2 separate regions of the Homo sapiens genome follow, and region 2 is linked to region 1. Evidence: chromatin loops called from intact Hi-C (ENCODE). Cell type or tissue: endothelial cell of umbilical vein. All regions are shown on one strand. Each heading gives the region's core, and the rest is flanking DNA. Links, peaks and the distances in the headings are about the cores only. Region 1 overlaps NUP214 (nucleoporin 214). Region 2 overlaps FAM78A (family with sequence similarity 78 member A).

What was found. Hi-C counts contacts between places; a loop is a spot of excess contacts. Peaks named below come from ENCODE experiments on the same cell type or tissue, not always from the same donor. Only the 100,000 strongest peaks of a DNase experiment are listed, where the experiment ranks them.
Region 2: it touches region 1 in a loop (5-fold over the local background); 4 of 110 quality-filtered maps call a loop at or near these places.

What each region holds. Positions count from the first base shown.
Region 1 is chr9:131,213,329-131,216,236 of GRCh38, forward strand. It overlaps NUP214 (nucleoporin 214), which reads left to right. Exons shown (of 36, transcript NM_005085.4): 31 at 1,884-2,040. Among named protein-coding and RNA genes, the nearest start is that of FAM78A, 62 kb to the right of the region's middle. In endothelial cell of umbilical vein, for the core only: no CTCF peak of the experiment used is centred there; a DNase peak (open chromatin) is centred at 1,803; H3K27ac peaks cover 1,868 bases.
Region 2 is chr9:131,269,169-131,272,076 of GRCh38, forward strand. The region is part of intron 1 of FAM78A (family with sequence similarity 78 member A); the gene reads right to left. Among named protein-coding and RNA genes, the nearest start is that of FAM78A, 5.9 kb to the right of the region's middle. RefSeq lists an enhancer at 1,852-1,971. In endothelial cell of umbilical vein, for the core only: no CTCF peak of the experiment used is centred there; DNase peaks (open chromatin) are centred at 1,303 and 1,563; H3K27ac peaks cover 1,620 bases.

The DNA of each region.
Region 1 (2,908 bases), core at 276-2,775:
CCACGCCCAGCTAATTTTGTATTTTTAGTAGAGACAGGGTTTCTCCATGTTGGTCAGGCTGGTCTTGAGCTCCCGACCTCAGGTGATCCACCTGCCTCGGCCTCCCAAAGTGCTGGCATTATGGGCATGAGCCGCTGCACCCAGCCTGTCAAATCACATTTTAAAAATTAAGCTGAACCATTTGAGGTTTCTGAGCTTTTTCAGGCAAAATGCTCATATACTGGCAATTTTCTGTGTTTCAGCCTGATGCATGGACGTCAGCTAAGCAGTCAAATACCTTCCACATGCATGCATTCATTGTTAGGTTTTCTAACTTTCCATGGCAGTTTACTAGTTATCAGGGCCAATGCTGTTAGGACTGAATTGGATTCCTAGTTTTTAAAAGCTGTGACTCACCATTAAATGGTTGTAGTGAATTGGTACTGTTGTTGTTGTTGTTGTTGTTGTTGTTGTTGTTGTTAAGAAATTTAAAGGGGGAAAAAAAAGAGACTAGGAAGTACATTAAGTATGTTACCCTAAGACAGAAATTAGCTTGTTGTATTTGAGGCACAGAAGATATGTGTGACTGCCCTGAGTGAGGGGGAGGATGATAAAAGATGATGTCAGAGCAGTGGAAAAGGGACAGATCATGTTGGGCCTTCTAGAATTGGTAGACAGGAGTGAAATGATGTGACTGCCATTGCAAGTAGTGCTCCAGCTGCTGTGTGGACGTAGACTGTAGTGGGAGCAAAAGACCAGCTAAGTTGTTGCATAGTCTGGGCAAAAGGTTGGGGTTAGGTGGCTCAGACCAGAGTAGAAAGGAGGGGATACCCTAGGGGGTGGGGGGCATTTCAGAAGTGGCCCACTGGAGGTTTGATGAGTAGAGATTAAGTGATTACTTAGAAAATACTTAGGAATGTGCCTAGCACATACAGAGTGCTTGATTTTTGGTTCATTGTGGTTAAAACACTGAACAGCAACCATTTTTTGAGCATATAAGTCTGTTTCAGGCTCTGTTCTAAAGTGTGTTACATTTCTTGGCTCACGTAATTCACTCTCCGCTGTGTTGAGATGGGTAGTTTATTACCACCATTTTACAGGAGAGGATCCATAGCACCGCTCTGCTCTTGCAAGTTTCTATGCACAGTGGCCCCTTTCCAAAGTCCATCTTATTCTGCATTCTCAGCCACGGAGAGATGACACTTAACTAAGGTGAATGGCCCCTCAAATGTAGCCCAGTTGTTCTTTAAGAACCAGCTTCCAGAGAAGTTAAGTGTCTGGGACCTGACACAGCCTCGAGTCAGCATTTGCCCCTGTGCTAGCAGCATCCTCTGAGCATGAGATTTGCAAACTTGGACAGAATTCAGCTTTGGTCATCATTTCAACAATGAAGCTAATTTAAGCTTACTTCTGCAGCACTGGGAAAGTCATTATGAAATAAAAGTGCACAAATGGAGAGAAAGACAGTGAAAATCACTTATCATCCATTGCTAATGAGTTCAGCCAAACGCTGGAGGAATCAGAATAAGTGGTGTCCGTAATAGCTTGTAAATGTTTTCGAACTTTTTATTTGGTGGATCTCTTGTGGGGTTGGTTTTCCTGACCCTGGCATTGTGTCAAACAGACACTGCGGGCAGTGTAGCAGATAAACATTAAAAGTTCCCACCTACCATAAATCATGTTTTCAGAGAACTGTGAACATGGAATAGCTTGAGAACTTCTCATAGATAGGAAGTCCCTGTCCAGAGTCTAGCTTCTTTTGTGGTGGTTAGAGCATTTGTACCAGAACTAATCTTGCTTTTTCCATTTGTGCCAGCTGTGAGCACCTCCTGCCCACGGATGCAGCCTGCCATTTCACGATGACCTCTCATCCTATCTTGCTTCCTGACCCTTTTGTTTTTTAGCAATCATCCTCTTCCAGTGGTAGCGTGTTTGGGTCTGGAAACACTGGAAGAGGGGGAGGTTTCTTCAGTGGCCTTGGAGGAAAACCCAGTCAGGATGCAGCCAACAAAAACCCATTCAGCTCGGCCAGTGGGGGCTTTGGATCCACAGCTACCTCAAGTAAGTTGAGAAGACTTTTCCCAGTCCCTTGGTCCCCTAATGCCATTGTCATTCTTAGGGTGTTATCAAAGCTTCAGTGACAAATATAAAAAGAAAAAAAAATCTAGAAGGCTCATTTAAAATATCTTCCCCAAAGCAGTGTGATCTGTTTTGCTTTTTTATTTTTGGTTTTTTAATGAGATGTCCTATATAATCATGAAAAGATATCAGAGCTGCAGGGAGAGGATCTGTGTATTGAGCTGCTCCCCTCTTCTCTCCCAAGGCCCAAATCGCTCTGTTTCTTAGTATTGGAGTGACTTGAAGTGAATGCAAGCAGACAAGCATAAATGAGCAGCAGCAGAGCAAGCCGAGGATGCTGGGAGGAGAGCATGCAGACTTTCATTTGGATAGTACTCTCCAAATTTTCCTTAAAATTCAGCTCCTGTAGGGAGATGTCACCCAAAAGTTGAAGCCTTTAATATTTCTCACCTCTTACATTTTTGTTTTATTTTCATCTGAAGCTGTATCTGCCAGTACTTTCTTTAGCTAATTTTTTTTTTTTTTTTTTTTTTGAGACAGAGTTTCACTCTTGTTGCCCAGGCTGGTGTGCAATGGCGTGATCTCAGCTCACTACAACCTCCGCCTCCCAGGTTCAAATGATTCTCCTGCCTTAGCCTCCCAGGTAGCTGGGATTACAGGCACGTGCTATCACGCCTGGCTGATTTTTATATTTTTAGTAGAGACAGGGTTTCACCATGTTGACCAGGCTGGTCTCAAACTTCTCCGCCCGCCTCGGCCTCCCAAAGTGCTGGGATTACAGGTATGAGCCACCATGCCCAGCCTTCTTTAGCTAATTTTAAAAATTCTTTTTTTTTTTTTTTTCTTTTTT
Region 2 (2,908 bases), core at 239-2,738, 56 kb after region 1:
CCCATGTGCCCCATGTACTCTGGTAAACATCCTTTGAGACCTTGCTCTCTGCATACACACACAGGATATGTTCCCAACTTCAGTATTTTCTTTTTAACAAAAATGGGTTACTACCCTACATATTGTTTGATAACTTTAAACAAAAATGTAACAACAATGTATCATTTCCCCACTTGTCTTCATCGCCTATGGCCCTGCCTCAGAGTCTGCACTGCAGGCAGAGCATAATTTCACTCCCTCTTGAGGGGACACTTGAGTTGTTCCTGGCTTTTTGCTATTAGGAGCCGTGCTGGAGTTAACATCCTCACGTGTGCATTTTTTTTTTTTTGAGACAGTCTAGCTCTGTTGCCTAGGCTGGAGTGCAGTGGCGTGATCTCGGCTCACGGTAACCTCCACCTCCCAGGTTCAAGCAATTCTTGCACCTCAGCCTTCTGAGTAGCTGGGATTAAAGGCACGCACCACCACACCCAGCTAATTTTTGTATTTTTAGTAGAGACAGGGTTTCGCCATGTTGGCCAGGCTGGTCTCGAACTCCTGACCTCAGATGATCCACCTGCCTCAGCCTCCCAAAATGCTGGGATTATAGGCGTGAGCCACCGGGCCCAGCCCATGTGCATCTTTATGTGCTGCTTCTCCCCTTCGCGTGATCATTAACTCACTTGTTCAGTAGATTATTTTTTTGCCTCCAATATGCAGGCCCTGAGCTAGGGGCACAAAGTTTCTACAAGAGGCTCTAAAAGTACAGGCCGGGCACAGTGGCTCACACCTGTAATCCCAGGACTTTGGGAGGCCGAGGCAGGCAGATCACTTGAGGTCAGGAATTTGAGACCAGCCTGGTCAGCATGGTGAAACCCCATCCCTACTAAAATAAAAAAAAAAAAAAAAAAAAAAGCCAGGTGTGGTGGCAGGCACCTGTAATCCCAGCTACTTGGGAGGCAGAGACAGGAGAATCGCTTGAACCCGGGAGGCGGATGTTGCAGTGAGCCAAGATCATGCCACTGCACTCCAGCCTGGGTGACAAGAGTGAAACTGCATCTCAAAAACAAGTACAACCACCGAGCTGAAGGGCTTGCACATGTGGACGGTAACAGGCACAGCTGAGCTCACCTCTCAGCATCCTCACCTGCCTCAACTGTCCTCCCACAAACAACAGGTGAAGACGCTTCCTTCCCCCAAACACTGGGCACGACTGATCTTTTTCAATGCACCCAACTCCAATCAGCAAAACAAAGGATATCAGTATGTAACTTGTCATTTCCCTGATTACTACGGCTGTTGAGTGACGCCTCACTTGGTCTCCAATGTTTGTTTCCAGTGCTTGGAAGGTGGATGAGGGCTGCAGCAATCCCTTGGCCAGGGCTGGTCCTGGGGGAGCTCTCTTTAGGCTGGGTCATCCCCCCTACTTCCTCCCACCCCAAAGCCTTGAAACAAGGACTTCCCTCTCCCACCCACCCCGCCCTTGCCTCCGCCAGGGCCCAGCAGATGGGGGAGGCCGCCTTCCGGTTACAGAGAGGAAGCCTCCTCCTCAATTGTTCTTTGCACAACTGACGCTCAGACCCCGGCTTCAGGAAGAGGCCACGTGGTCAACAGGGACATTCCTCCATGGCCTGTCCCCAGATCTGCTGGCGCTGAGCAACACTGCTCTGGCAACCAGCTTCAGGTCTTAGAAGCTGTGACCACATCATAAAATGAGGCCTTCCTGAGCTCCTGGGGAGGACGCTGGGAGACGGCAGGTGGGAAGGCGCCCGAGGCAGCCATTCTCAGCGTCATCCCAGCAGGACAGGGTGGCACCCAGCGGTCCCTCCACCCCTGCCCTGTCCTTTCCCACCAGTCTTTTTTTTTTTTTTTTTTTTTTGAGATGTGGTCTCACTCTGTTGCCCCAGCTGGAGTGCAGTGGTGCAATCACAGCTCACTTGCAGCCTTGACCTCCCCAGACTCAGGTGATCCTCCCACCTCAGCCTCCCAAGTAACTGGGACTACAGGCACATGCCACCATGCCTGGCTAATTTTTTTGTATTTTTTGTAGGGACAAGGTTTCACTGTGTAGTCCAGGCTGACCACTGGCCGTTCATAACACAGTGACAGCACTCATGCTATAGACAGGTATCTGAAACCCAGGAGAAGGGATAATGTAACAACAGCAACGAGGCAGCCACCTTTCCGGTGACTCCGACAGGCATCGCATAATGCATAAGACATTATTAGTATTACGATTCATAGCTATGGTATTGACGGCTACCATATATTGAGTGCCTGGTATTCGTGAGGTGCTGGGCTAAGGTCTTATCATCACAAGCCTATGAGAGAAGACTCATATTCCCATGTCATAGATGGGAACAGTGAGGCTTGGAAAGGTTAAGAGGCTGGCCCAAGGGTTGGGAGCTGGAGTTCACACCCTGCCATACATGGGCATGGGGTAGTGTCCCCATCCACCCAAAGAAACCCTTTCTATCTGAGCTGCTCCCCCTCCTCCCCGCCCAGTCTGCCCTTTGGCAGAATCCTGAGCCATAAACTGCCCCTGACCTTGGCCTTGGCCATGGGCGTGGCTGTGGGCCAGGTTCCCAGGGGGCTCCAGAGAAGGGCAAACCAGGGACAACGTGGAACTTCTCCCACACAGGCGAGAAATTGTGACTTGTCACTTAGAAGACTCTGTGCCAGCTGACAGGTGGCAGTTGAGGAATTGCGGGGGCCGGGCTGTGGAGGCAGGTGTCTCCAACAATTTGGATGGGGGGGGTTGGCTTTTAAAGCAATGTGGGTTGGACCCAAAGCCATATAGAATCCTCTCATGCTGGCACAGAGAAACTCACTCTTTTCCAGCTCTGTCTGCAAAAGTCAGGGTATTATTGAGATGGTGGTTTTTTTTTTTAATTGTTCCATTTCAAATATTTCAAACCCAGAATGTCATTCT